6 separate regions of the Mus musculus genome follow, and all the other regions are linked to region 4. A link is a loop called in an ENCODE intact Hi-C map of the cell type or tissue named here. Cell type or tissue: heart. All regions are shown on one strand. Each heading gives the region's core, and the rest is flanking DNA. Links, peaks and the distances in the headings are about the cores only.

Evidence for each region. A loop is a pair of places that touch in the nucleus more often than their neighbours do. Peaks named below come from ENCODE experiments on the same cell type or tissue, not always from the same donor. Only the 100,000 strongest peaks of a DNase experiment are listed, where the experiment ranks them.
Region 1: a loop joins it to region 4, with 6 times the contacts of the local background. A loop is called at or near these places in 17 of 42 quality-filtered maps.
Region 2: a loop joins it to region 4, with 6 times the contacts of the local background. A loop is called at or near these places in 12 of 42 quality-filtered maps.
Region 3: it touches region 4 in a loop (4-fold over the local background); 7 of 42 quality-filtered maps call a loop at or near these places.
Region 5: a loop joins it to region 4, with 5 times the contacts of the local background. A loop is called at or near these places in 8 of 42 quality-filtered maps.
Region 6: a loop joins it to region 4, with 9 times the contacts of the local background. A loop is called at or near these places in 2 of 42 quality-filtered maps.

The regions. Positions count from the first base shown.
Region 1 is chr11:60,694,616-60,699,570 of GRCm38, forward strand. No RefSeq gene overlaps it. Among named protein-coding and RNA genes, the nearest start is that of Llgl1, 2.6 kb to the right of the region's middle. In heart, for the core only: CTCF peaks have their summits at 1,755 (motif pointing right) and 3,105 (motif pointing right); a DNase peak (open chromatin) is centred at 4,356; H3K4me3 peaks cover 797 bases; H3K27ac peaks cover 990 bases.
Region 2 is chr11:60,724,375-60,729,329 of GRCm38, forward strand. It overlaps Flii (flightless I actin binding protein), which reads right to left and starts at 2,889. Exons shown (of 30, transcript NM_022009.2): 1 at 2,753-2,889; 2 at 784-894; 3 at 417-488. The coding sequence starts at 2,815. Mief2 (mitochondrial elongation factor 2) reads left to right here and starts at 4,024. Exons shown (of 4, transcript NM_001009927.2): 1 at 4,024-4,193. Mir5100 (microRNA 5100) reads left to right here and starts at 4,289; the gene lies at 4,289-4,352. In heart, for the core only: a CTCF peak has its summit at 2,914; DNase peaks (open chromatin) are centred at 2,887 and 4,037; H3K4me3 peaks cover 2,779 bases; H3K27ac peaks cover 2,351 bases.
Region 3 is chr11:60,826,183-60,831,137 of GRCm38, forward strand. It overlaps Dhrs7b (dehydrogenase/reductase (SDR family) member 7B), which reads left to right and starts at 4,449. Exons shown (of 7, transcript NM_145428.2): 1 at 4,449-4,549. The coding sequence starts at 4,530. In heart, for the core only: a CTCF peak has its summit at 2,919; no DNase peak of the experiment used is centred there; H3K4me3 peaks cover 425 bases; H3K27ac peaks cover 352 bases.
Region 4 is chr11:60,774,532-60,779,391 of GRCm38, forward strand. It overlaps Top3a (topoisomerase (DNA) III alpha), which reads right to left and starts at 2,834. Exons shown (of 19, transcript NM_009410.3): 1 at 2,391-2,834. The coding sequence starts at 2,570. It overlaps Smcr8 (Smith-Magenis syndrome chromosome region, candidate 8 homolog (human)), which reads left to right and starts at 2,994. Exons shown (of 2, transcript NM_001085440.1): 1 at 2,994-4,860. The coding sequence starts at 3,497. In heart, for the core only: no CTCF peak of the experiment used is centred there; DNase peaks (open chromatin) are centred at 2,390 and 2,910; H3K4me3 peaks cover 3,466 bases; H3K27ac peaks cover 2,863 bases.
Region 5 is chr11:60,876,948-60,881,902 of GRCm38, forward strand. Tmem11 (transmembrane protein 11) reads right to left here and starts at 2,091. Exons shown (of 2, transcript NM_173453.3): 1 at 1,766-2,091. The coding sequence starts at 1,821. In heart, for the core only: CTCF peaks have their summits at 1,248, 2,020, 2,733 (motif pointing left) and 4,276 (motif pointing left); DNase peaks (open chromatin) are centred at 1,954 and 2,764; H3K4me3 peaks cover 2,732 bases; H3K27ac peaks cover 2,431 bases.
Region 6 is chr11:60,534,757-60,539,711 of GRCm38, forward strand. It overlaps Alkbh5 (alkB homolog 5, RNA demethylase), which reads left to right and starts at 2,927. Exons shown (of 4, transcript NM_172943.4): 1 at 2,927-4,439. The coding sequence starts at 3,667. In heart, for the core only: a CTCF peak has its summit at 2,418; DNase peaks (open chromatin) are centred at 2,505, 2,885, 3,225, 4,135 and 3 weaker places; H3K4me3 peaks cover 3,165 bases; H3K27ac peaks cover 3,467 bases.

The DNA.
Region 1 (4,955 bases), core at 688-4,687, 80 kb before region 4:
TTTCCAGGACAGTCAAGGCTATACAGAGAAACTCTTGTCTTGAAAAACAACAACAACAACAACAACAAAAGAATTCTTCATGCCTAGTGTTGGGGCACATACCTTCTTTTAATCCCAGCACTCAAGAGGCAGAAGCTGAAAGAATTCTTTTAGTTTGTGGCCATCCAAAGGTACATGATAGAACCCTATCTCTAAAAATATAATGAAATATAACCAGACATTATTGCTCTAGTCTATAATCCCACCCCTTAGGGAGAAGGCAGAGGCAAGAGAAGTGCTGTGAGTTCTAAGGCTGTCAAGGCTACATGGCAAGAACCCATCTCAAAAAGAAAAAACAAACAAGTGGGCCTGTACCATACAGAATTCCACTTGCCTCTGCATCCCAAGACTGATCAGGGTCCAAGGTGTTCCACTGCACCCATCTAGATCCTCTCCCTCCCCTTTTTCCTCTCCCCTTCCCTCTCCTTCCCTCCCCTCCCCATCCTCCTCTTTTCCTCACCCTCACCCCATCTCTGGTACATTTTTGTTTGCTATGCCCTTAAGGTTAGCCTCAAATTCCTTTTTTTTAAAAAAAAAGATTTATTTATTTAATGGATTATGTAAGTACACTGTTGCCTTCTTCATACAAGAGGGCATCAGATCTCATTACAGATGGTTGTGAGCCACCACATGGTTGCTGGCAATTAAACCCAGGACCACTGTTCTCTTAACCTTTGAGCCATCTCTCCAGCCCAGCATCAAATTCCTGATTCAAGAGACCCTCCTGCTTCCACTTCCTAAGGACACAGGATAGAAGGCACTTACCACATCTTTTTCTTACCTTTTATAGAAATGTATTCAATTTAAAGAAAGTGCTTTCTAGCTCACAAATCAAGGCACAGCCCATTGTGATGGGGAAGACGAGGAAGTCAGAGCCTGGGCAGCTGGTTATGTTTGTGTTTCTAGTCAGAATATGAAGGCAATGAACATAGGCTTCTCAGATTTAAAAATCCACTAAAGAGGGGCTGCCTAGCTGGCTTAATGGTCAATAGCACTGGCTGCTCTTCCAGAGAGGTACTGAGTTCAATTCCCAGCAACCAGGTATTAGTCAGGGTTCTCTAGAGTCACAGAACTTATGGCTTAGCCTCTATATAGTAAAAGAAGTTGTTGATAACTTACAGTCTGCAGTCCAACTCCCAAGAATGATCAGCCGCAGCTGTGAATGGAAGTCCAAGGATCTAGCAGTTGCTCAGTCCAACAAGGCAAGCAGGCGAAGAAGAGTGAGAGAGAGAGTGAGCCTTCTTTTTTCCAATATCCTTATATGGCCTCCAGCAGAAGGTGTAGCCCAGCTTATAGGTGTGTGCCACCACACCTTTAATCCCAGATGACCTTGAACTCGGAGCTCTCACTGTCTTAATCTTCTGGAATTCATAGCCACTCTGCCTCAAGATCTCCATACCAAGATCCGGGTCAGAAACTTCTCTCTCCCAGCCTCCAGATTTGAATCACTGGGGAGCCTTCCAATTCTGGATTGTAGTTCATTCCAGATACAGTCAAGTTGACAACCAGGAATAGCCACTACAAACAACATGGTGGCTTATGACCATCTATAAGGGCATCTGTCTGATGCCCTCTTCTAGCATGCAGGTGTAGAACAATGCACCCATACATCAGAAAGAAAGAGTGAGGATAGGGGGACATTTAAAAAAAAAAAAAAGATTTAGTTATTTATTATGGATAGTGTTCTACCTGCATGTATCCTGTGGGCCAGAAGAGGGCACCTGATGTCATTACAGATGGTTGTGAGCCACCATATGGTTGCTGGTACTTGAAAGCAGGACCTCTGGAAAAGCAGTTTTCTTAACCTCTGAGCCATCTCTTCAGCCCAAGATATATATATATATATTTTTTTTTTCTGAGACAGGGTTTCTCTGTGTAGCCCTCGCTGTCCTGGAACTCACTTTGTAGACCAGGCTGGCCTTGAACTCAGAAATCTACCTGCCTCAGCCTCCCAAGAACTGGGATTAAAGGCGTGTGCCACCACTGCATATCCAAGAACATTAAAAAAAACAAAAACAAAAACAAAAACAAAAAACTTACTAAAGTTAAAATTGGCCAGCATTTAGGTAAATTAGCCCCGTCTGTTCTACAGAATGAGTTCCAGCCAGAGCAGCCAGGGCTACACAGAGAAACCCTGCCACCAGAGAAACAAACAATAAGACACCAAAACTCAAAATCTATTTTTAAAAATTGGGATTGTACTGGCTAATTTTATGTCAACTGAACACAAAAGTTCTCTGAAAGGAAGAAATTTCATTGAGAAAAAAAATGCAGTCGGGCAGTGGTGGCACATGCCTTTAATCCCAGCACTTGGGAGACAGAGGCAGGTGGATTTCTGAGTTCCAGGCCAGCCTGGTTTACAAAGTGAGTTCCAGAACAGCCACGGCTACACAGAGAAACCCTGTCTCAAAAAAATGAAACAAACAAACAAACAAAAATCAACCTTACTTTTTATGTATTTTTAAATTTTTTTTATTTTATATGTATTTAGTGAGTGCTCTATCTGCTTTTGGTAGATGGTTGTGAGCCACCATGTGGATGCTGGGAATTAAACTCCGATCCTCTGGAAGAGCAGTCAGTGCTCTTAACCTTTGAACCATCTCTCCAGCCCATCATTTTTTATTTTTATTTTTTACATTTCTCTATTCATTTTTATGTATATGAGTACACCGTCACTGTCTTCAAACACCAGAAGAGGGTATTAGATCCCATTACAGATGGTTCTGAGCCACTGTGTGTATTCTGGGAATTGAACTCAGGACCTCTGGAAGAACAGCCAGTGCCTTTATTCTCTGATCCATCTCTCCAGCACGGCTTTTTTTGTTTTGTTTTTAAATATTCATTTGCTGGGTGATGATGGAGCACTCCTTTAATCCCAGCACTTGGGAGGCAGAGGCAGGCAGATTTCTGAGTTCAAGGCCATCCTGGTCTACAAAGTGAGTTCCAGGACAGCCAGGGCTATACACAGAGGAACCCTGTCTCAAAAAAAAAAAAAAAAAAAAAGATATAAAAGATATATTTATTTAATGTATGAGTGCTCCACCTGCATTTTCACTTACATGCCAGAAGAGGGCATCAGATCACATTATAGACATAGATGGTTTTGAGCAGCCAAATGGTTACTTGCAATTGATCTCAGGACCTCAAAGAGCATCCTGTATTCCTGTGTTCCTTACTGCTGAGCCATCTCTCCAGCCTTAAAAGTCATTCCTTTTCTTTTTCTTTTTTTTTAAAGGCGTGTGCCACCACTTCCCCGCAAAGATCTATTTATTTATTATATATAAGTACACTGTGTCTTCAGGCACACCAAAAGAGGACATCTGATCTCATGAGCCACCATGTGGTTGCTGGGATCTGAACTCAAGACCTCTGGAAGAGCAGTCAGTGCTCTTAACCACTGAGCCATCTCTCTAGCCCCTTAAAAGTCATTCTTTTTTGTTGTTGTTTTGTTTTTTGAGACAGGGTTTCTCTGTGTAGCCTTGGCTGTCCTGGAACTCACTCTGGAGGCCAGGCTGACCTCGAACTCAGAAATCTGCCTGCTTCTGCCTCCCAAGTGCTGGGATTAAAGGCGTATGCCACCACTGCCCGGTAAAAGTCATTCTTATTGGCTATCAAACAACAGAAGTTATTTGTTGCTGTTTTGTTGTCTGGTGTTTGGGGTTTTTTGTTTGTTTGTTTTGTTTTTGTGACTGCAGTGTAAAATTTCTGGGGATTGGTTACTTGGGTAACCTAATAAACTTTTACTGCAGAGATGAGGGTAGAGAAAGCTGGTGCTGAGGTAGAGCATGTCCTGAGCATTTGCAAGGTTGAAATCCAACATGGGGTAGCACAAGGACTGTAGCCTAGGCCTCTGAGTTGCTTCTGATCATGACTTGTGTGGGGCTGATCTTGGTCTGTGTTGGCTGCCACTGTTTCTTCCTCTGTGCATCTGGGGTGATATCACTTTAAAATTGTGTGGTATCTGTGCCTCTCTCAGTGAGCTCTTAAAATCATTAAGCGTGTTGAGATCAGGAGGGGCCCTTTGCTGTCTAGCCAACCACTTTAGCTACAGCTCGGGAAAGAGCTGTGAGTCCTGAGCCCCAACTCCCAGGGCGGGTTGAGCAACGCTGGTCGTGGGCAGTTTGGAGGTAGCTAGGTCCCTGTTGCTGCAGTGCAGCTGCCTGAGGGTTAAGGGTCAACGCCTCCTCTCTTGACAAAGATGGGAGGACAGGGGCTTGGCCCGCTTAAACTCCTGGGATCTCTCCCAACACTGAGTCCCTCAGCTAGCAGGAAAAGGTTCAGCCTAGAGGCCATTGTCCAGAAGAGAAAAGTCTCGGGAGGTGGGTGGGACAGGAAGAAAGCGGGGGCGGGGCGCAGCTTTGTTCTCGGAGTTCCCTGTAGGGATGGGGGAAACAAGGGGAGAAGCTGTATCCAGCCCGCTCCTGTTCAGCCCTACGTGCCTGCCACCTCCTGCAGCCCTCCGCCCCTTTTCTTTGCCTCGCGTCCCTCTCAAGGATCTTCTGAGCCGGTGCAAACCGAAGTTCTTTGTGTTGGGTCATGAATAATAACTCTCAAGGAATTGAGATTTTCTTTTTTTTTTTTGAGACATAGTTTTACAATGTAGCTTTTGACTGGCCTGGAACTCAGAGAGATCTGCCTGCCTCTGCTTGCCACCTGATTGCCAGAATTAAAGTTATGCACAACCATCGCGGGCTCCTAGAGAGGGGTTCTTCGATAATAGTTGAGACAAAAAGCGTGGTGTGGAATACACACCGGAGGAATAGGCAAAGTAGTGATCCGTGAAAACTGGCCACACAAACTAGATAACAACGGCAAAGATGGGGGAAGTGGGACCGGGAGGGGCTAGAGAATTGTCCCTGGAATTATTAGAATGTTGTTAGCTCAGTCGTGAGTGGAAAACAACCTTTAGCAAACCA
Region 2 (4,955 bases), core at 517-4,516, 51 kb before region 4:
AGGGAGCCCAAGTCCAGATCCTGGACTCTGAACATCTTGGGGTTCTGGCCCTGTGAAGGATAATCCTAACTGAAGCCTGTAAGGCTGGCAAGGGCCTGATTTTCAAGCTACCTTCTAGGCCCAGTCACACCAGCTACACTGCTGTCTGGGGGTGACTTTTGTGTGGCTAGAGTCTTTACCTATGTGGTAGGTTAGAAGCACACTAGACACACTAATGTGGCCTAGTACTGTGTTCTGCCTACACTGCTGTGTTCACAGCCATCCAGAGAGGTGGTGGGTTTTGAAATGTCCTCTCTTTTCTCTCAGAAAGTTCTCCCATTCATATGAGCTCTCTTGCAGCAACACGGGCACAGAGGGGAGGAGGGTGGAGACACTGGCCCGCGCCTGACCCTACCGCAGCCCAGGCGAACACTCACCCGAAGCGAAGGCAGGCTAGACAGTTCGCCGTGAAGCGTGGTCAGATGGTTGTGGCTCACAGACAGGTGCTCCTGGACAGGACAAGAGTCAAAGGTTCAGGTGGGGACCTAAGGTATCCAGCCCCTGCCTGCAGCCCTGTAACTGCACCATCTGGGAAGGCCATCCCAACAGTCCCCTCTCCTTTACACACCATCACCTGCCTTGCATACCTCCCAGGTGGATGTGCCCCCACACACACACCATCAGCTTCACCCACAGCTATTTCTGTTTTCTCTTGATTCCACTCCCCTTTTTTGCAGAGTATGCCAACCTGGCCTAGCCCCTAGGATAGGACCCTCCCCGCGCCCCGCCGCCTACATCCCTTACCAGCTTCTGCAGAGCCGCAAGTTCTTCAGGCAGGTAGCAGAGGCCTGTGCGATTCAGCTTTAGCCATCGCAGGCTGGTCATAGCCTTAACATTCTCAGGGAAGTAGCCACCCTGGGGGGTGGGGAGGAAACAGGAGGGTGAGGACAGTCTAGGAGATGAGTGCCTCCTCTCATCACCTTCTGTGGTCCCTAGAGAACATTTCTCTTTCTTACTCACAGAATGGCACTAAACGAAAGCTCCCAAAGGACAAACATCCTGGCCCAAACGTGTCTCTCCAGCTGGAGTCTGTCCCTGGTGTGTTTCAAGGGTTCCTCAGCATTCCACTGTGCTTAGTGGAACTCACATTGCTTTGCCTGGGGTTCCAAGGCAGTTTGGCTGTCTGGGATTGCACTAAGAGCCCAGCTCCCCAATGTTCCTTGAACAGTGTCATTCATTCATTCATTCATTCCTCACATGCAATGCCCACTTCAGCATCCCTGGCCTTTTTGTTTGTTGTTTTTCAAGACAGGGTTTCTTGGGGCTGGAGAGATAGCTCAGTGGTTAAGAGCACTGACTGTTTTTATGAAGGTCCTGAGTTCAAATTCTAGCAACCACATGGTGGCTTACAATCATCTGTAATGACATCTGACACCCTCTACTGGTGTGTCTGAAGACAGATACAGTGTACTTACATATAAATAATAAATAATTATTTTTTTAAATTAAAGACAGGGTTTCTCTGTGTGTAGCCTTGGCTGTCCTGGAACTCACTCTGTAGACCAGGCTGGCCTCAGACTCACAGAGATCCACCTGCCTCTGCCTCCTGAATGCTGGAATTAAAGGTCTGTGCCACCACACCAGCCTAAGGTTTTGTCCCCCTGTAACTCCCAATTACAGGGTTTCTCTGTGTAGTCCCTGCTGTCCTGGAACTCATTTTGTGTCCAGGCTGGCCTCTAACTCAGAGATCTGCCTGCCTCTGCCTCCCCAGTGTTGGAATTAAAGGCATTTGCCACTCCCTCCAGGCTACTCCTGGCAGTTTTGACATCTGAGCAGCATGAAGCTCAATTGCCTTTTGCTACTGTAACACCTCTTCTTCCAGTCACGTTCCCTAAGGTAACTCAGACGTTCCCAGTGGAGAGAGAATAGAGACCACAAGTGAGGATGGTGGGTATGTAGACAGGATGAAGTGATGCCCACAGTGTACGGGATCCAACATGTGTCCGTGTGCAGGTGAACACGGGAGGAGCCCACCTCCTCCTGCATCCCCCAATCTGATATCTAAAGGACTCGACCAGGCGGTGGAGAAGGTCCAGGCTTCTGAGCTGTCCTTCGGGGCCAGCTTTTCTCTCTTTGGGCCTGGGTCTAGCCGGCACATTTTTTTTTTCTTCAAGTCAAGACAGGGTTTCTCGATATAGCTATGGCTGTCCGGGAACTTGCTTTTAAGAGCAGGCTGACCACGAAGTCAAAGATCCACCTGCCTCCGCCTCCCAAGAGCTGGAATTAGAGGCGTGCACCACCACGCCCATAGCCTGGCTCTTTATAGTCAAGAACCAGGGCTGCTGGCTGCTTGTCCCCCTAGTCTAGCAGTTGAACAGACTTGCCGCCTAGGACCTGGCGCACCTGTCACACTCCTTACTAACAGATCTCTTTCCATTACACGCCACCAAACGGGCTGTTCCTGAGCCCCTAGGACTGGAGAGAACCCCGAGTTCGCGGAGGGAGAAGTGACGTCCCGAGACCACAGTGTGGGGCGGTGGCTGGCTAGGGCGTATTCCCTCGGTGGCATGGGGTCCGGTTCGCGGCCTGAGGGCTCAAATCCCGCGCGGCCCCAGACCCCCGGAGCCCCCGCCCAGGTCTTCCGCCCCGGGCGGGGCAGGCCCGGGAAGACTCGCGGAGGCCCGCCCGCCCCGCCCGCCGGTCCCGGAAGCGCAGAGGAAGCGGCCCGGGGAGACGGCCTAGGGGTCGCCTTTCCCCTTCTCCCCCAGCTAACCTTGAAGTCGTTGCCGCTGAGGTCCACGCCGCGCACGAACGGCAGCACCCCGGTGGCCTCCATGGTGGCGCAGCTCTCTTACGGGCAGGGAGGACGCGGGGCGGCCGAGAGCCGCGGGCTGGGTCAGCGCCGGCCCCGCCCCTTTAACCCGCGCGCGCCGCCTCCCGGCCGCGGCCTCTGCGGGAAGTGCTGCTAGGCGACTCCCAGAGCTGCGAGGCCTCCCTGGGACCAGAGTTCTGGGGAGGCCTGTAGGGGTCCCGCTGGAGATGATCAACACTTCCAGTCTCCTGTCGGAACGTGGAGGGTGGGGTCCAGGCACTGTCGCTTGGGCTGCTGTAGCCTCTGGGGCTGGCCGTGACCCAGGAGTGATGGTGGTAACAACGTCAGGGACACAGGCAGTTTGTGTGTGAGGGATCAGTGGTGGTGGTGGTGGTGGTAGTGGTGAGACTTCCGGGGCTTTGGGACCTAATCCTTCAGCTTCAGGACTCAACTTTGATCATGTGTAACACGGTCCCCAAAGTTGCCAGAGTACTCACATGTGGCAGCTTAGAGAGCAGGCTGCACAAACACTCACAATTCTCCCTTGGCATCAGGACTCCAGTCACCATTCTTTATTGATTTGTTTTGTGCTCTAGATCAGTGTATATCTCCTGGGCCAAGCTCTTAGTGGCCATCTTGCCCTGGCCAGCATACAGTAGGTTTCCCATAAACAGACACAGCTGTTCTATGGAAGTCCAGGGTCTGGCATCCCGGGTTTCAGGAGGGAAGAGACTGATAGAGTTCCCACGACAGATGGCAGAGCTCTTTTCCCATTATGTGTCAGGCAGGCCAAACGGAAATGGAACCACCAGGCACTCTAACAGGGGCGAACTTGAGAGGCAGAATGTGGGCCTTTGGGCTAACTGCAGTTTTGTCTGCCTGGCCCACCAAGGGACCATGAGCTCAGACTCCACACTGAGGCTCTCATTACAAGTACACACAAGGTCAGATGTGAGACTAAGTACGACTGCTGAGAATTCGATGTCAGTTGTGGCTTTAGTGTGAGGCCCTTTCTCAAGAAACAAAACACCCGAAAGTAAGTAAACTAGACAAGCCCCTGAATGATTGTCACACTCACCACCTCCCCCGCCCCCCTTGCGCTATCAATATAACCTTGCGCCTTTAAATCCGGAGTATGCTTGTGGTTTCCGCCCCAGACGGTCCCGGGGCGTGCCTGGCGATCATTGGCTGAGCTGCTCCGTTTTGAGCACGTGTGCGCAGGAGTTGTGCGCTCGGATTGGAGCGAAGGCCTGCTTATCCAGCGTGCCTTTCGGGTCACTTGCCGCCTCGGGCCTCGGCGTTCGGTTCCCGGGGTTTGAACGTTCCATTCCTAGGCGAGTCCTGGGCCTCCAGGGTCCTACTCGCCCTGTCCTTGGGTCCATGCGCTGACGCTCGGACGCAGGTACGGCTACAGCGCACCGGGTGGCCCGGTGTCTCCCAGCACTGGGCGTGGCGCGCATCCCGGGGCAGGTGGGGGCGTGGCCTGCGGTCACTGCGGTGGGAGGGAGGACTTGGGAACTGAAGAGCAGAGTTCGAATCCCAGCGGTGCCTCTTCCCGACTTGGGTATTGCACACGATTTCCAGGGCCACAGTGACTTCGCTCTTGAATAGAGTCTAAGAGCCTATTTGGTTACACGTTTCTGCTCAGTCATGATCAGAAGCAATCAGCTTTGGCCAGAATGTAAGAACAGGTGAAGTTCAGGCTGTCAAGAGTCGGGTTATTTTGTTATTTTTGTTTTGTTTTGAATAGAGGCTCTATTATGTAACTCTGGCTATCCTCCAACTCAGTGTGTAGACCAGGCTTGCCTTGACTGCCTCTGCCTCTTCAGTGCTGAAATTAAAGGCCTGCACCACCACATAGGGCCTAAGTGGGTTATATTTAGTCACCTATTTTATTCCTTTCTTACTGGAGTTTGAATACAAGACCCCTCTAGGTGTAGGGCTGAGTCCCACTTTAGACAGGTGATGGAATGCAAGCCCCTTCCATTTGCAGAGTGGCTTACTGCTCTGAGGGCAGTGGTGGGCAGTAACAGAGCAGAGCTGTTTCTGAGCTTGGAGTAGGCTCCCTGGCTGCCCTTTGACCTTACCAGGCTCGAGGACAGGGTCTTATTTTTAGTCTGGGGAGCATGGACAGGTGTCTCAGCTGAGTCACACAGTGCCTAAG
Region 3 (4,955 bases), core at 423-4,422, 51 kb after region 4:
AGATCTCGTTACAGATAGCTGGACAAATGTTGCTGGGATTTGAACTCAGGACCTTCGGAAGAACAGTCAGTGCTCTTAACTGCTGAGCCAACTCTCCAGCCCACTGTTTGTTTGTTTGTTTGTTTGTTTGAGACAGAGTTTCTTTGTATAGCCCTGGCTGTCCCGGAATTCACTCTGTAGACCAAGCTGGCCTTGAATTCAGAAATCTGCCTACCTCTGCCTCCCAACTGCTGAGATTAAAGGCGTGCGCCACCACTGCTCCTCTCTCCTTGATTCCTTAGGTAGGAATCGAGAGTGGAAGGCAGAAGATCAGCCTTCTTGGCTTGTTCTACTTGTTCCAATAATTTTCATCCAGTAGAAAGAATCTCTGTGTACTATATGGAAGCATCACCTGTCAATAAAAGGCTGATTGACCAATGAGCTGAGTCAGGAACAAGGAGGTGGGAGTTCCAGTAGGGAGGGAGAAACTCTGGGATAGAGTCAGGTGCAAGAGGAGATTCGCCCTAACTCTCAGGAGACAGGCACATGAAACTGAGAAGAGGTAACCAGCCATGTGGATCTCACAGAATAGAATACACAGGTTAATTAAGTTATGAGCCCAGGGTTAGTTAAGGAATGAGCCAAAGCTTGTGGCTTAGGCATTCAGATATAATTAAGTCTCAGAGTCATTATTTCAGGAAGTGGTGTACTGGTAGAAAAGCCTGTGGTTACATCACCCTGGGTTTTGTAGGACATGCTAAGAAACATCTACTCACCCCTCAGGGTCACAATGACAAATCAAAGTTTGATTCCACCAAGGTACACTTGAGGGGAACCAATGAATAGGCTTGCTAATAGGACCAACAGAGCAATTGGTCCGGGATTAAAGGCAAGAGGATTGGTGACCTTAATGCTGATATGGAAAGATCTGTACCCTGCAGGGATGATGGTTAACCCATGGCCCCATAACTGGAGCTCCCCCTCTTGGTTCTTACATACCTAGATACTCTAGCCCCTCCTTCCAGGCTCCAAGGGAAGAACTGCATATAACTTGGTGGAAGGGTAGCTGGATACTCAGGTGAGGGTTCCATGGCTTTTCCCACCCCCTCCTTTATGAATGGTCAGTTTCGAGCAGGCCCAGATGAACTCCTGAAGATGGGAGCTCAGAGGATCATCCAGTACATTGTCGCTTCTTACTGAATAGGAGCATAAAGCTAAGTAGGGCAGAACTAATCTCTCTCATTCTGTCCGTAAAGCTGTTACATCTCCTGGGAGCTCACTAGAGAATGTGATCACTAATCTTGTTTGCCTGCTTGAATACATCTGAAATTAACTGGGACCCAAACTGCTAGGCACCCTTGTGAGGGATTTTCCTTAATCAGGTTATTTGAAACAGGAAGACCCACTCTAAATCAAGACCACACCTTCTAGTGGCAACCCAGATAAAAGAACGTGGAAGAAGAAAGCTTTGGTTTGCTTCCTGCTTGCCCTTACTCTTGCTGGCAAGTGCATCTGTGCTGTTTCTAGGGCTGGTGCTAAGTCCAACTTCTTTAGGATTCCAATGTAGACTGAATGCCAGCAGCTCTCTGGGACTCCACCAAGTACTTCAGAACCACACTGAGACTGCTGATCTGCTGATACAGCCAGCCTCATGGACTGAGGACTGAGTGAACTAGCAGACTTTGGCTTTTCCACAGTGAGAAAGACTTTGTAGGGCTACCTGGACTGTATCCTGTAAGGTACTCTAATAAAATGCACACACACACACACACACACACACACACACACACACACACACTCACACCCCATCCATATATATATTCTATCAATTCTATCTATCTATCTATCTATCTATCTATCTATCTATCTATCTATCTATCTCATTTTGTTTTATATCTATATATAAACTATTGAGCTTTGTTCCTTTGGAGAACCCTAACTGATAGAATATCCATGAAACTTCTTAGCTTGCTGATCCAGGACCAAGCAGATATTTCCCTGTCACCTGAGTCTCCTTTCTTTGTTGTTCCCAATGGCAGCTGCTGTTGAAGGACTCAGAAATAGATATATTGTTTAAGCTTATTGAGGAGAAGAGGTCCAAAGCCAGCAAGATAGTGAGGAAGAGGCACCTGAGGGAGAGGAGAGGCACCATCTAAAAGTTATCTATCGGGGGTGGGGAGGGTCTAGATGAATGGCTCAGTAGTTAAGAGCACTGGCTGCTCTTCCAGAGGACCCAGTTTAAATTCCCAGTACCCACAAGGCAGCTCACATTCACCTATAACTCCAGTATCAGTATATCTGATAACCTCTTCTAGAGATTCTGGGAACTTGGCACACAATTAGTACATAAACATATATGTAGGTGAGGCAGCCATACATATAAAGATTTTAAAAGAAAAAGGTTGACCTGGAGACAGCTCAGTGGTTAAGAGCAGTGGCTGTTCTTCCAGAGGTCTTGAGGTCAATTCCGAGCAACCACATGGTGGCTCACAACCATCTGTAATGGGGATCTGATGCCCTCTTCTGGTGTGTCTGAAGAGAAGGACAGTGTACTCACATACATAAAATAAATAAATCTTTTTTAAAAATTGTACAAAATTCTCAAAGGACTAATAAAAATATAAAAAATGTTAAAAAAGAAAAAAGTTCAGTTTCTTATTAAAAACATATGCTTTTCAATTTTCATTCTTGTGCTACGGATAAAACTGAGTGCATTGCATATGCTTACAAGTACTCTAACATTGTGCTATATATTCTAGCCCAAAGCTAGTGCTTTTTGACAGAAACCTGGACTTCTAAGTACCTTAAGAGTCTGAATCCTATTTCCATTTTCCATTTAAGCTGGCTTCCTTGGACAATACTTTGGCAGGATAATCTTATGCCTTTTTGCTATTGGCAGATGGATGTGGAAGTCTGTAAATTCCACTTGTCCTTCACTGACACCTAGAGGAACTCTTTGTTACTATTTGGTACAAATGGAAGTCCAGACTTCTAATAAGTCTCCATTGACACTGGGAGGGGAAAGAGTGTTTAGTTATTGCTCTCTGCATGGCCTCTTTTCACACGTGGGAAGTGGTCTTGTCAGTGAGGGATGGAATTCCGACTCAACTCTCTACTTGGCTTCAGCTTACACAGAGAAGGGTGTGTGTCTGTGTGACTCCTTACACTTAAGTGGGGGTGGAAAGAGGAGGCTAGAGAGAATGGAGGAGAGTATGCCCAAAGTACATTATAAACTTGCATGAAATATCTTTATGCAAGCTCCTCTCATCTACAATAAACAGTCAATAATGAACATACAATAAATTTGCTGAGCAATAGTGGCTCATGCCCTTAATCCCATCACTCAGAAGGCAGAGGCAGGCAGATCTCTGAGGCCAGCCTGGTCTACAGGGTAAATTCCAGGACAACTGGGACTACACAGAGAGACCCTGTCTTGAAAAACTAAGATAATAATTTTTTCTGCAAACTTTGTATCTTTTGAAATAAAATTTATTTCCAGCTATATGTATTACAAATTGTATTGCTTATACACTCTCTTGTGTTGTTGACGTTGTTGTTATAATTATTATCTTGAGACAAGGTCTCTCTCTGTAGTCCTGGGTGTCCTGAAACTCGCGATGTAGACCAGGCTAGTCTTGAACTCACAGCACTTGGAAGGCAGAGGCTGGCAGATCTCTGTGAGTTCGAGGTCAGCCTGGTGTAAAGAACGAGTTCCAAGACAGCCAAGGCTACATAAAGAAAGCACTGGTCTCAAAAACCCAAAAAGAGGCGGGGTGAGGGGGAGAAAGAAAGAAAGAAAAAGAATAAAGAAAGTTCCTAGACTTAGCACTATTAATAGTATTAATATTACATGTAATAGTGACATATATGTATGTATATATATGTATATATGTACACATATGTATTTATGTATATATGTATGTATGTATATAATGTATGTATGTAATATATATATATACATATATATATATATATATATATATATATATATATATATATAATAGTAATACTAGAATAGTACGTTCCTAGTTGTGTTAAATGTGGCTCCTTGTTGGAAGGAAAAGTGACTACTTATGTGTAGGTCTGTTTCTAACCTCCTTAAAAAACAAAAACAAAAACCGAGCCCCCTCTCCCCATCTTTGTAACAACATCACATCGCCGTTTATAATAATCTTGGCAACTGTAGCATTTATTTTTGCTTTTTGAAGCAGTGTCATGCAGCCTAGCCCAAAGGGGACCTTGTATTCCTGAGCTGCCTCCCTTCATTTCTCAAGTACTCGGATAACAGCCATATGCCATCAAACTCAGCTTTGCAGAGCAAGTTCAGTTTTTTCTGAAAACCGATGGAACCCAAACCACTACTTAGAATTTTCCTCCGGAAGATTTACGGTATAGGACTTAAGCAGACTGACGTCATTTAGACCGCAAAGGCTAAACTCTACCTCTGTTGGGCGCATCTTCAGAGCGCATGTGCTTCCCGAGTATTGTGATTGGACGGAACCAAGCTGCATTTCGTCAATTCCGAGGCGGGAGCATGAAGTTGATTGACCATGATCTCTCCGTCCTTTAGGTAAAGGCTAGGGATGTTGCAACCTCTTGGTGAGTGGAAATGAGGACGGTGTCCTGTCTAAAGCGGAGGCGCGGGGTACATCTGCTTTAAGTGACTGAGTGAGGCTGAGCACGTTCTGGGGAGGCTGTGGATCCTGATAGCTTCCGGTTCCCCGCGGCGCCCCACAGTGAAGGAAGCAGGGTTCAGGCACTCCGCCCCGGCACGCTCATCGCGGAGATCACCTGGTCTCTGTGTGTGCGTTTCAGGGTCTGGAGCCTAGAGCGCGCAAGGTCGCGTGTGCATAGCTACTGTGGCATGACCCCAGTGGCACTCCTGCCCGGGGATGGTTAGGAGATCTGGGTTTTCGGAAAGGGCGAGCAAGATTCTGACTTTGGAACATCCATGAGAACAGCTTTCTTAGATTAGA
Region 4 (4,860 bases), core at 861-4,860:
ACTCTTAACACAAAAACTCCAACCCCCTAACAACATCAATAGTTAACAGCAGAGCGGGCTAACTGTGGTGGGCATGACAGAGCTAACAATGGTACTTGCTCTTTTAAAGAGACAAAAGTTGGGCTGGAGAGATGGCTCAGTGGTTAAGAGCACTGACTGCTCTTCTGAAGGTCCTGAGTTCAAATGCCAGCAACCATATGGTAGCTCACAACCATCTGTAATAAGATCTGACTCCCTCTTCTGAAGTGTCTGAAGACAACTACAGTGTATTCACATAATTAATAAATAAATCTTAAAAAAAATAAAGAGACAAAAGTTACCTTCTGGAACTAGACAGTATAATGGTCATACAACCCATACTTTACCACACTTAAGCTTGTACGACATTTCTTCCAAATTGAAACATGAATCTCCCCAAAAGCCAAGTTCCTGGAACTGAGATCAAAGTTCCAAGAAATAAATATTTAAGGATTGCAGAAGGCAGCAGGCCCAACTCCAGATACCCAGTGGTGGCAGAGACAACAGACCTGGCAGTCAGACCAAACTGCTTATCTAAGGAAAACAGCTAACTTCCTCATTCTGCCCCAAACAAATCCCTCTCACCCACTCCCTATCCTTAGCTACAAAAATCCCAGCCTGAAGCAAGAAATGTGTATTCTCTTGGACCCTGATCATTGAGTGCTGAGGTCCTGTGCCCTGGTCATGTCATAGTCAGAACTACAAACACCACATTTCTGGCATTAAATATCAATTGCTTTAGCTGTTTGAGCTCATCTAGTTTCTCATCTTTTATTTCTTCCTACAAACTTAACTCTTACTTATCCTTACAGAACAACACAAATCTCAAAATATGGCTGACCAGGGGGCACGATTGAACTCCAAAGCGACTGACCGCCTTTCATTCTCTACCTCACCCCCATTGTCTCTATATAACCTGCCAGCTGGAGACAAGCTGTCTTCTAGGGTTGCCAGCCCTCTGAATAAAATACAGTTTTAAAGACTCAATTCCAATCTACTCAATGGTATGGACAAAGCAGCAACAATCTCTTTTATTCCAGCTTTGGCAGTCTCATTACTGTAGATGCCTTCTAAGTGTTGTGATGGTACAGGATTCAGAAGCCCTGGCTTGGTCTACATAGTGAGTTCCAGGACAAACAGGACTACACCACAGAGGAACCTGTCTCCAAAAACCAACCAACTAGCCATCGAGAGAAAGAGAGGGGGTGGGGGAGAGGGAGAAAAGAATCCCCGGCCAAGTGTGTGCGTGTATGGGGGGCAGGGGGCGCTCCTTAAAAAAAGACATTTAAGGGGCTGGAGAGATGACTCAATAGTTAAGAGCACTTGCTGCTCTTTCAGAGTACTTAGGTTCGATTCCCATATCTCACATAGTGGCTCACAACCAGATCTGATACCCTTTCTGGCCTCGGTGGGCATGTGTCTGATACACAGGCATACATGTAGGGAAAACACCCATAGACATTAAAAAATAAAAGAGAGAGAGATCTAAGCAGTAGTTAGGCTGAATGTCAGTCTGTAACCCCAGTACTTAGAAGACAGAGGCAAACAGATCTCCATTGTTCAAGGCCAGCCTGATCTACTTAGCAAGTTCCAGGACAGCCAGGGCTACATCGTGAGACCCCTGTCTCCAAAACAGAAAAGAAAAAATTATTACTCAAAGACATTTTTAAGAGGTGAAGTAGTTAGGGGCCAGCGCCCACCTAACCTTGGCTCCCCCTTCCGGGTATTTTAAAACTGGAGGCAGAGGTCTGGAGATCCAACTGTTTGCAAAGAAAAGGGAACAGCTCCTAGGAAGGGCCTCCAGCTGAATGATAACGCAACAGTCCTTGGGGTTTTACCCTTCTCACCTCCGTTTTGTCAGGAGACAATCCTATCTTTCGTGTATCTTAGAATCAGTCTATAGGAGTAGTAATTGACTTCTCTAGTTCCTAAACCTAAGTGTTACCCCTAGGGTGCCACCACCCTAGTCACAGGGTCTGCAGAAGGCAGGGACAGGATTCCATAAGTAAGGCTTGAACGCCAAGATAAAGGAGTTGGTTACCGCTTTCCAATACTACTGAACTTGTGATTGACCAAGGAAGAGTTTTAAAATACACGTGTTCTCACACTCCAGACCCAAAGAAGGGAGAGCAATGCTCCACTGGTATGTGAGCCGAGCAGACAGATCCGGCGAGCAAAGGTCTATCAAAAGCGTGAAAAGGTTTTACATTTACAAAAAGCCTGAAGGCTAGGGAGAAACCGAGAAGTGAGGGCGGCCGGGAGGGGCCTCTCGCAAAATAGGCGGAGTCGCTTTCGCCCGGGCTCCCGGTACCCAACGCGCTGTCGGACTTTGTGGGCGTTCCTCAGGGAAGCAGAACCCAAGTGCTTCTTACCCGCCTCATACGCCCGTTGGACAGCAAGTCGGCGATCCCCTTGGCAGCGTCGTTTTTCTCCGCCACGCAGAGAACTTTTCGCACTCCTCGGAAGGCCACTTCCATGGCAGCGCGGGACAGGGCACGGCCTCCAGGCCGTCGGTGCCACTGAAACGCTAAGAGGGTGACCGGGAAGATCATTCCCTAGGTCCTGCTCCAGCAGCAACTCCACGGGTGCCCGTGCATGCTGGAGAACCCAGAGGAAAAGCCACGAGGAACTGTGAGAGCCACCTTAATAAATGCAGTTTTTCCAGGCAACTGCCGCCTCGATCAGAAACCCACACGTCCGAGTCTCGCTTAAACTCGCGCTCACAGACAACTTCCGCCCACTGCGCCACTAAGCAGCCTTGAACTACAACTCCCAGAATGCCTCATGCCCTGTGCACGTTCCTCCAACACCGTTTCTCCTCCTCCCTTCCACCCCACTGTATTCTACTTTCCTTTTCTTTATGACAATGGGTAGTTAACGGGACTTGTCCTCTGGAAGATCTGATTGGCAGGGCCTCTTAAAAGGCGCCACTAACTTGGAAGTCTGTGTGGGCGTTTCCGGGTCACGCGACGCTGATGCTGGGGAGTCATGTGATACCAAGATGGCGGTGCCGCGGTAGCTTCCCTGGGACAGTACGGTCCTAGGAGCGGCGACAGTTTCTGCCCTTAGGTCGTGGGGAGACTCATTTGACTGATTCTGCGGTAGCCCGTGGCGAGGATTAATGACACGATCAGAGCTGGGACTGTTGATGTCGCCGGTAGGTTCCGGGGAGTGCTGGTGACCTAGCTTCAGGAACCTTGCGCCGGCCCGGGCAAACGCTGGAGAATGGCCAGCCTCCGTCATCTGGACCTGCAGCTTTGGAGTTCATGAGGCTTGCCCAGGGCATCACAGGTCCCAAACCTTGAGAGTCTGCGGCAATTCGAGTTCTTCGTTGTGTGACAGGGCAGTTTAGGATCCCCGGAAGTGCAAAGAAGGCCGCAAGAACTTCGTTTTCGCATCCAGAGGCCTGACTCTCCCTCCGACCAACCCTACATTATTTTCCATTTCCTCTCAATGTGCTTGCCATATTTCAGGAAATATGATCAGCGCCCCTGATGTGGTGGCCTTCACCAAGGAAGATGAATACGAGGAAGAACCTTACAATGAGCCCGCTTTGCCTGAGGAGTACTCAGTCCCTCTCTTTCCTTATGCCAGCCAGGGGGCAAACCCCTGGTCTAAACTGTCTGGGGCCAAGTTCTCCAGGGACTTCATCCTCATTTCCGAGTTCTCTGAGCAGGTGGGACCCCAGCCCTTGCTTACCATCCCCAATGACACCAAAGTTTTTGGCACTTTTGATCTTAATTACTTCTCTTTGCGGATTATGTCGGTGGATTACCAGGCTTCATTCGTAGGCCATCCTCCCGGTTCTGCCTACCCCAAGTTGAACTTTGTGGAAGACTCTAAAGTGGTACTGGGAGACTCTAAGGAAGGGGCCTTTGCATATGTGCACCACCTCACCTTGTACGACCTGGAGGCCAGGGGCTTTGTGAGGCCCTTTTGTATGGCTTATATCTCCGCAGACCAGCATAAAATCATGCAGCAGTTCCAAGAGCTCTCGGCCGAATTTTCCAAAGCATCTGAGTGCTTGAAGATGGGCAACAGGAAGGCATTCGCTGGGGAACTTGAAAAAAAGCTGAAAGACTTGGATTACACAAGGACAGTGCTACACACAGAAACCGAGATCCAGAAGAAAGCCAACGACAAGGGTTTTTATTCTTCTCAGGCGATTGAGAAAGCCAATGAACTGGCCAATGTGGAGAAGTCCATCATCGAACATCAAGATTTGCTGAGGCAGATCCGCTCATACCCTCGTCAGAAGACGAAGATCCCTGACTTGCAGCCTGGTGATACAGAGCATACCCAGGATCAGGCTGACCAGGTATCCACTACCTCTAATCCTGAGGAGTCCGCTAATGCAGACCTTTATACCTGCAGACCGGCTTACACCCCCAAACTCATCAAAGCAAAGTCCACCAAGTGTTTTGACAAGAAGTTGAAGACCTTGGAGGAACTCTGTGACACTGAGTATTTCACTCAGACCCTGGCCCAGCTTAGCCACATTGAACACATGTTCAGAGGAGACCTGTGCTACCTCCTGACCAGTCAGATTGACAGAGTGCTTCGAAAACAACAGCCCATAACGAATTTCCTCTTTGAAGATTTTGTAGAGGTGGATGACAGGATGGAAAAGCAAGAGAATGTACCCTCTCAGCCCAGTCAGGACAGGCTGCCTCCCAAGCCTGTAGAAGAATGCCCCATTCCTAAAGTGTTAATTAGCGTTGGCTCTTACAAGTCCAGTGTGGAGTCTGTATTGATCAAGATGGAGCAGGAACTTGGCGATGAAGAGTACACGGGGGTGGAGGCAACAGAGGCACGCAGTTTTGACCCCCAAGAGAACCTGGA
Region 5 (4,955 bases), core at 488-4,487, 100 kb after region 4:
ATACAGCACCTGCATGTTTGGGAAGAACCTTCAATTCCTGGGCAAAGGTCACAACCTGAACACCTACAGGACCCAGGACGATAACCTTACCTAGTTAAGACTTCAGTGAGAAACAAGCACCAGTGGCTCTGAGGAGAACCACTCCCTATCTAGCTTCACAGTGAGTTCTGTCTGCATTGGACTTAAACTCCCTTAAAGGCTGCTGCAGCACAACCAGCAAGGCCTGGACTAAACTATGGGCGGTTGGTTGACAAACTGCTTTTAATTAATATCTGTTTCAAGACAAAGGAAAAATTCTCCATTTTCTTAGGTAGGCTAGCAAGACTCCTGTCTCACACTTGAGGCATGCATGTTTGGCCCTTTCAGTCTGTGTCCAAGAACAAGAGTATGGCAGGGTGCAGTAGCCCAAACCTTTATTCCCAGTGCTTGGGAGGCAGAGGTAGGCGGGCCTCTGTGAGGTCAAGGCCAGCCTGGTCTATAGAGTGAGTTTCAGAACAGCCAGAGAGAGCTACACAGTAACTCTAATGACTCTACACACGTGGCTCTAAAAACAAGCAAACAGAAATATTAGGAAAGTTCTTCCCTTCTGTTGGGCTGAAATTAAAATCCTGAAAGCATCCTTAGGGATTTAAGGACTCGGAAAACAAGATAACCTCTCTGGCTGTTCTTATCTAAGAAATAAGTGGGAGTTAGGGAAAAAACAAACAAACAAACAAACAAACAAACACTCCTCGCCACTGCTTTTCCATGTCACAGTAAACGCAGAACGGATTATTTAGCATAACCGAACTCAGGAGTAAAACTGGCTACCACTTCTGCCAAGCAGGAAGACTAGTGTGGGATGGAAAAGCTGTCGTATGCAATAGCAAGAAACATGGGATGCGTCAGTCAAAAAGGAACAACGCAGATTAGTTGAGACACAACTTTTATGGTTGACAGTACTCATTGGAAACGGAGGGGAAAAAGTCAAACTTTGCTTTTTTTTTTTTTCTTTTCCTTTTTCTGACATCCACAGTAAAATGCGGAGGACTTAGCAAGACCGACTGGGCAGGTTAATCCAGTAGCGCCACCGATATACACCCACCTCCCCAAACTTCTTATCGTTGAACAGCTTCTAGTAACCTATTAGCTAAAAATAATTCCCAGAAGGAAAAGGCTACAAGTTCAACCCGAAACACGTCAACTACTCTTGTCATCCGGAAATCACTGGAAGAAACAAAACCCCTAGCGCCCCCAAACGCATTCAGTAGGAAAGGTCACTACAAAGGACTTAGGGCAGAAGTGCTCGAAGAGAACCCTCAAAAAGTGGCGACGATTGCTCGCTCACAAGGCGGCCAGGCTCAGGCTCTTGGAGGCGCGCCCGGCACGCTGCCGCTCTCAGCAAACGCCCCTATAAAGCACACGGCGCCGCGAGCCTCTACCCTCCTCCTCTCCCCGGAGCCCATCCACGCCACACCGGGCGCCCAGGCCGAGCGGGCCACGTGCGCGAGCCAGCGGCCCGGAGCCCACAGGACGCTCGGTAGGACAGCGTGGCGGCCCTCGCAGCTACTCACCCTGGCTCACCGCCCACCCGGCTGCGGGTCGCCGCCCCTCCGAGTCGCGCTCCCCTCGCTCCTGGCCGTCGCGCCGCCCCGCTCCTCCCACACCTAAGCCCCCGCGGACTGGGCCCCGCGCGTGGCGGGCACACGATCCGGAGTCGCGCGTGGCACAGAGGCTTCGCCGGCTCTGCGGTCGACCTTCGCCCGCGGTCGCGAGCCCAGCTTACCTCTCTCGGGAGCCGCCGCCGCCCGGACCCAGACGCCTCCTTCCCCACGCGGCCATCTTGGAGACTCTCGGTTCGTCGGGGGCTGGAGCCGACGCGGCTCAGGGCGCGCGGGAGCCGAAGGGAAACGTAGTCCCGTGAGCCGCGCGGACGAGGTGGGAGGTTGCGAGAAGGACTACACTGCCCACAATACCTCACGCCGGAAGCCTGCTGTAAGCTGCCGCGCGCAAGAGGGCGAGGGGGTGGGATCCGCCTTAGGAAAGAGTCTTCAAGTCGCAAAGTGCGAGTCGCTGCGCCCACCGCCTGGACGTCCTTGGGCTCCCAGAACGAGTGGCTGAAGGAGAGCGGAAAGAAAGCGCCTACCACTCCCAGAGCGCTTCGCGCGACGATCCCGCCCTCACAGCCTGAGAGGCCCAACCCTTGGCCTCGGCCCTGTTGCCCTTCACCGTGGCTTCGGCCGCTGGGGGCCTGAGTCCCCCAGTTCTCACACTTTACAATGACTTGAGCAGCTTAACCTTTCTCCTTTCCCATCTGCAGACCAGAACTCGTGCACCTTCAGTCCGAAGGTTACCTCTGCCTCCGCGGCGTCAACTGCCCCCCTCTCCTGACCGGAACTTGCCCGGCTGACAAATCCAGAGATTTTGAAGGTCTGTAGATGTGCTTGCCCTAAAACGCCTTTTCCTCCCAGTCAGGTTTTATGCTTGTCTGGTTTCTATAAAGTTCCTGGTTTTCAAATTGAATATGCAACTCCGCCTCCGATTGCCAAACTCGTAACACATGCAAGTGTGGCAAAAGAATAGGGATGTGTAGAGAGACGTCAAGAATAAGGTATGAGGGGGCTGCGGAGATTGTTCAGTACTTAAGAGCACTAACGGCTCTTTCAGGGGACTGTGGATCAGTTTCTGGCACGTGGTAGCTAACAACAGTCAGCTATTGCAGTAACGTCTGACGCCCTCTTCTGGCCTTACGACCACAGCACACGTGTAGTGCACAAAACACCCAGACACAATCAATCAATCAATCAATGCCAGTTGATAGTGCCTGGGATCCCTTCCTTGCCTGGATTACTCAATAACAAACAGCATGCAAGAGAAAAACTTGGCCTGGAGAAGGCAGGTAATGGCTAAGGACTTCAGGTTATGCATTCTTCCAGATCACTAGCCCATTCCCTACCTGAGTGTCTTTGTAAATTTTTTTTTTTTAAGTAAATTGCCTCTATTGCTAACTATGCATCTCTGATACAATTCTTTGTCCTGAGACACAAGAACCTAGGAACTTATGTAGGTGGTCCCTGTGACTCAGCCAGGAGGTAAAAATCTATGTTTTCTCTCCCATTTCCCCCTTCCTTAACTACACTCTACTACCCAGGAACATCTGTGAGAAAGCTCTCAGCTCTTTAGGAACCTGATAAAAGTGCAGGGGTGACGGGCAGTGGTGGCGCACGCCTTTAATCCCAGCACTTGGGAGGCAGAGGCAGGTGGATTTCTGAGTTCGAGGCCAGCCTGGTCTACAGAGTGAGTTCCAGGACAGCCACGGCTACAGAGAAACCCTGTCTCAAACAAACAAACAAAACAAAACAAAACAAAAAAGGTGCAGGGGCGTGTTCTCTTTCCCATTACCCTATAGCCACTGCCTAGGGGATGTCTGAACCCTTTTCTCAGCCCTACTGCAGTATGAGCAAAAAACAATGTGTACTGACCAGGGACTGCCAAGCCCACATTTAAGCTGGGAAGCAGCTAGCCAGGAGGGTCTGCCTTTACTGGGAGTCCTCAAGGATCTAGTGTTCTGGTGCCAAGTCAGAGACATGGTGGATCCCACCGGGGATCTATGTCCCTGTCTTAGATTTATTTCTTGTTGCTGTGATAAAAATACACAAGCCACTTAAGGGAGAAGAGGATTTATTTGGCCTACACTTCAGGTCATAGTCTGCGGTGGTTTTAATAACGGTCCCCATAGGCGCATATATTTAAATGTTTGATTCCCAATTGTACTGTTTAGGAAGAATGAGGAGGTCTGGCTTTTATTGTTGAAGGTGAGTCACCGGGAATGGGTTTGAGGTTTCAAAAGCCCATGCCAGGCCCTGTTCTTCTTTCTGCCTGGTGATTGTTTCAAAATATAAGCTCTTGGTGACTACTCCAACACCTGCCTGTCTGCAGCCATACTCCCCACCATAATGGTCATGAATTCACCCTCTGAAAGTGCAAACAAGCCTCTAATCAAATGCTTTCTTTTCTGAGTTTAACTGTTCATGGTGTCTGATCACCTCAATAGAAACATAACTGACAGTCATGACATCATGGCAGGGAAGTCAGAGCAGTAGGAATGTGAGAGCGCTGTCACTACATCCACAGTAAAGAGCACAGGTTGGGCTGGAGAGATAGCTCAGCGGTTAAGAGCATTGACCGCTCTTCCAGAGGTCCTAAGTTCAATTCCCAGCAACTACATGGTGGCTCACAACCATCTGTAAAGGGATCTGATGCCCTCTTCTGGTGTGTCTGGAAACAGCTACAGTGTATTCATATAAATAAAACAAATCTTTTAAAAAAGAGCGAGAGTGCAGGATGTATTAATGTGTGCTCATACCCAGTTCTTTCTCTTTCTCTGCTTGTGTATAGTTCAGGGTCTCTTGCCTCCCATAGTGGGTAGGTTTGTGTAAAGTTGGCAACACAAAACAACCTTATCACTTATAAATTTGACAAACACTGCTTTAAGCCATAACCGTAAACTTTCACTCCTCCTTCTCCAAATCTCAGGCTTATCTCATAATATAAAAAAACAATTCAACTTTTAAAATCCCAACAAAGTCCAAAGTCAATCCCAGTACTTGGGAGGTAGAGGCAGGCAGGCATATCTCTGACTTTGAGGCTAGCCTGTTTTACAGAATGAGTTCCAGGACAGCCAAGGCTACACAGAGAAACCCTGTCTTGAAAAACCACAAAATAAAAGTCCAAAGTCTTAACAGTGAGCTATAATAATAATAGAAATCATATACTGATAGAGAATAAACATTTCCCTTTCAAAATGGAAAGATCGGTGCATATTAAGGACCAAAACAAAACAAAAATTCAGCAGTGCAAACACCAAGTCCCCAAGCTCTATCTATACTATCTGGGGCTAAGCACACCTTTAATCTCAGCACTTGGGAGGCAGAGGCAGGCGGTTCTGAGTTTGAGGCCAGCCTGGTCTACAGAGT
Region 6 (4,955 bases), core at 418-4,417, 240 kb before region 4:
TGGGGTGACTCTAGCTGAGATTTCTACCAGAGGGGGATATAAAGTCTGAAGTGACTGCCTCCTGTAGCCAGGCAGGATTTTGTCTTGCCCACAAGATGTGCAGGGATAAAGATGAATCAGAGACTGAGGGAACAGCCAACCAATGATTGCTCCAACTGGAGAACCATTCCATGTGAGAGAGAGCTGGCCCAACACTACTAATGATACTTTGCTATGCTTGCAGACAGGAACCTAGTGTAACTGTCTCCTGATGAGGCTTCATCCAGCAGATGGAGGCAGATACAGAGACCCTCAGCCAAACATCATGAGGAGTCCAAGGAGTCTTGTGGAAGAGTTGGGGATAGAAGTGAGCAAGGAAGAGGGTTCAAAGACACCATGAGAAAAACCACAGCATCAACTAACCTGGGGCCATGGGGCTCACAGAGCCTGGGCCACCAACCAGGGAGCATACAGGAGCTGGACCTGGACCCTACACATTTGTAGCAAATGTGCAGCTTGGTCTTCATGTGGGTCCCCTAACAAGTGGAGTGGGAGCTGTCTGGGTCTGTTTCTTGCCCTTCCCCCTACCTGGACTGCCTGGTTAGGCCTCAGTGGGAGAGGATGTGCCTAGTTCTCCTGGGACTACATGTCCCAGGGTGGGGTGCTACCCAAGGCGGGGGCTACCCTTTCTCTGAAAAGAAGGGAAGTAGGCAGTGGAGGGAGGGATTTGTAAGGTTGGGACTTGGATGACAGAGGGGAGCTGTGTAGGGATGTAAAGGGGGGAAAAAGACAAATAAGTAAAATGTAAAAAACAAAAAAACAAAAACAAAAACCAGGGTCTTTAATCCCAACACTCGGGAGATAAAGGCAGTCGGATCTCTGTGAGCTCAAGGCCAGCCTGGTCTATAGATCAAGCTCCAGACAGCCAAGACTACACAGAGAACCTCTATCTTGAAAGAAACAAAACAAAACCAACACAAACCAACCAACCAACCAAACAAACAAATTTTACTATGTGCCATGCCCTGGATAAATGCTAACTCATTTAATCCCTAAAATATCCCAGTGAGGCTGGTATAATTATGAAATTGCTGCTGGAGTGCGGACAGTATTGGACTTGTGCAAGTGGCCTTGTGAAGTTCAACCCAGGCAGCCTGGCTTTTTCCCCACAGGATCTGGGCTTGACTAAAAAGCACAGTCAAGGAGAAAACACCCTGGGATTGGAGAGTTCAACCTATGGGATAGTCGCTTAAAAAAAAAAAAATCTTTTTCTGAGGCAGTCTATGTAGCCCTGGCTGGCCCTGAACTCCTGAGGTACATACACACACACACACAAAACTTAGTGCTGGGTTTAAAGGTGTGCACCGTACCCAAAGAGGGTCATTTTTGCCTGGGTGAGCAGAGCTGGGGACCTTAGCTATTAGGTGCATCTGGGTGCAGTGGTAAAGAGCTCCCGCCATGAAAGGCAGATCAGAGGCTTAGAGAGCTGGGCTCCTGAAAAGCTTCAATCTGCCCAGGCAAACTGCTCAGGTAAGAGACCCACCAGGTGTTCACACAGTACAGACCGGGCTCAAGTCCAGTTCAGCTGGCTTTGCCCTTCAGTCCATCTTCTACCTGCAGCTGCCCTTCCACCCTCTCTCTGTCACCTGGGCCCAAGGGGCTGCCCCGGGAATCCCCAGACCCATTTCCCTTTTGTCTGCCTGCTGTTTGGGAGAGAGGGTGGCCTGGATTCCCTAATTTCTTGGCTTTCCACTCCACAAACTTTTCCAAGTTACCACACAGTCCCCACTTTCCAACAGAGACTGCTGCCACCCTCAGTTTTCAGATTAGAAGACTGAGGTCTGGATGCTGTATCAGCAATCCTTCTGCTGCGTCATTCCATCCTCACAACCACCGTTCGAGGTAAGTACTGGTTCCTGGTTTTACACACCAGACTCTGGGATGCCTGGAAGACAAGGGGTGAGCTGTGTGACAGACACTGTAGATGGACAGGCATTACAGATGACAGACAGCATGGACAGCCAGGAGGGGCGGCGATATATGAAAATCTGACGGAGTATCAAAGACTGGAAAAGGGACTGGGAACCAGAAAAGGAAGCTGGAATTCATCTTGGGGAGGTTCAGAGCAGAACCTCTTTGCTATTCCTATTTGCTGGAGTGCCCAGGGACCTCCAGCACGGCTAAACCTTTGTTCAGGCTTTCTCCTCCGCTTCAGGATTTTTTATTGTTTGGGTTTGTTGTAGTTGTTTTGAGACAGAGGCTCGCTGTGTAGCCTAGGTTGGCATCCAATTTGTGAGCTATCCTCCAACCAGTCTCCAGAGTGCTGAGACGCATTTACCATCCCACTGTGCAATTTATTTATTTTCTGTCTGAAGAATATTTCCAATTTGGACCGATCCGTGGTAAATCTGCGCCCTTCAGACAGGAAAGCCTTTTTGTCGCCCCCTATAACAACGCCCAACCCCAGTAGGAACGTGACGTGCCCGTGCGCGTGCCCGCGGCTGCGCGACCCGTGGGCAGTCCCGGGACGTGACTTGTGGAACGTCCGCTTCGGGAAGCGATGGCGGCGGGAATGGGGTGTGGGTGCCCGGACCGCGCGCCTCCAGCTTTTGTTGTCCTGGCTTGCTCCACAGTTTGGGCCTGATGCTCTCCTGCCCGTAATTTTAACTTTCCACTGTTTCCGAAGCTTCACCGGAGTCCTGAGGGCTTTTCGTCGCCGAGAACTCCATTCAGGCACTTACTTAGCCACCCATTCACTCTTCAGGGGTCCTCGAGCTTCTGCCCGAAGCTAATTAAGTGATGGACGCAGTAGCCAAGGAGACTAGTTGATTGACAAGCATGATTTACCAACCGACTCTGGAAACTCCAGTCCGTGTTTGCCCAACGCGTGGCCGGCAGTCCAATTAAGAAAGTGGAAGCTCCAAAGGGGGCGGTCACGGGGCGGACTGGGTTGTGGCGATTCCCGAGGATTTGTGCGCTGGAAGCTGAGGCGTCTGCGGGCATCCGCACGATGCCGTGACGCGGCAGCGCTGTCCAGTGGACACCGCGAGCACACTCCGGCGGGTGGAGTCCCTCGGCCCCGGAGGCGGCTTGGCGTGCAGGCAAATTGTTGTTTTCGGGAGCTGTTCTCGAAGCTTTCCGCGGGTGGGGGGAGGGGCGGCGGCCGACGAGCGGGCCTCGTCTGCGCATGCGCCGGCCTCTCCGCCGACTGGGCGGCACGCACGCGCATGCTCAAAGTACGTGGAGTCTCGTGGCCGCCGGCAGTGCGCACGCGCGTCGAGAAGCCCGCTAAGGAGCGGCGCTGTCGGAGGTCGGGCGGGCTGGCGGTGACGTCGTGAGGAGAGCTTTAAAGTGCGGGCCGGGCCGGGCGTCTGAGGGTCCGACCGGGAGTCTGGCGGAGTCTTGGCCGAAGCCCTCCGCGGCATGAGGCGCTGCCGGCGCCTTTTTCCCTCAGGACGCGGAGAAGGTGGAGGAGGAGGAAGCCCCGCTGTAGCTGGTGCTGCATGACCGACCGCGGCTGAGGTTCGACCCCTTCCCGGCCCCTCTACGCCTACCCCTTTGGTCCCTTGAGCCACGCATGGGGGCCTGGCACTGAGGACCCTCGCTTCCCTTTCGGGTCCCTTTCGGGTCCCCTGAGAGCCATGCCGGACCGCCGCGGAGGACCCTAGAGTTGAGTTGGCGGGGGCCATGGCGGCCGCCAGCGGCTACACCGACCTGCGGGAGAAGCTCAAGTCCATGACGTCCCGGGACAACTACAAGGCGGGCAGTCGGGAGGCCGCCGCCGCTGCGGCCGCCGCCGTGGCTGCCGCTGCCGCTGCCGCGGCCGCCGCTGAGCCTTACCCGGCGTCCGGGACCACCAAGCGGAAATACCAGGAGGACTCGGACCCCGAGCGCAGCGACTACGAGGAGCATCAGTTGCAGAAGGAGGAAGAGGCGCGCAAGGTGAAGAGCGGCATCCGGCAGATCCGGCTCTTCAGTCAGGATGAGTGCTCCAAGATCGAGGCCCGCATCGATGAGGTGGTGTCCCGCGCCGAGAAGGGCCTGTACAACGAGCACACGGTGGACCGGGCCCCCCTGCGCAACAAGTACTTCTTCGGCGAGGGCTACACGTACGGGGCCCAGCTGCAGAAGCGCGGGCCGGGCCAGGAGCGCCTCTACCCGCCGGGCGACGTCGACGAGATCCCGGACTGGGTGCATCAGCTGGTGATCCAGAAGCTGGTGGAGCACCGCGTCATCCCCGAGGGCTTCGTCAACAGCGCGGTCATCAACGACTACCAGCCCGGCGGCTGCATCGTGTCCCACGTTGACCCCATCCACATCTTCGAGCGCCCCATCGTGTCCGTGTCTTTCTTCAGCGACTCGGCACTTTGCTTCGGCTGCAAGTTCCAGTTCAAGCCCATCCGGGTGTCGGAACCTGTGCTTTCTCTGCCGGTGCGCAGGGGGAGCGTGACTGTGCTCAGGTAACACACCTGGGAGGAGGGGCTGGCCCTGCACCCTGCCGCCTAAAAGTGTCCACCCGGTTCCGGGGAAGCCACAGCTGGCGGGAGCCGGTTCTTATTATGGTTCTGACTCGCCTTTTTTCTTTTTGCGTGCAAACCATAGGAAGCTTGTGTCTGAAACTCATAGCAGGATAAGACTAATGTGGAATTGTGTACCTGCAGGCAGGTTTGAAGTGGCCATAGTAGCTTATCTGAGAATTCATCTGAAAGCATCTTTCTGAAGACTAGCATAGGAGTTCGAGTTCTATGAATGTGGTCTCCTTGTCTTGCATTTTGTTTTATCGTTTTGGGGGTGGGGATGGGGTGAGGGTCTCAGGTCGCCCAGGCTAGCCTTCAACCTTCTACACAAAGGAGGATGATCTTGAATGTCTGATTCTCCTGTCTTGGCCTCCCAGGTGCTGAGATTACAGATGTGCACTGGCCAGTTTTTTTTGTTGTTGTTGTTGTTGTTGTTGTTGTTGTTGTTTTTTTTTTTTT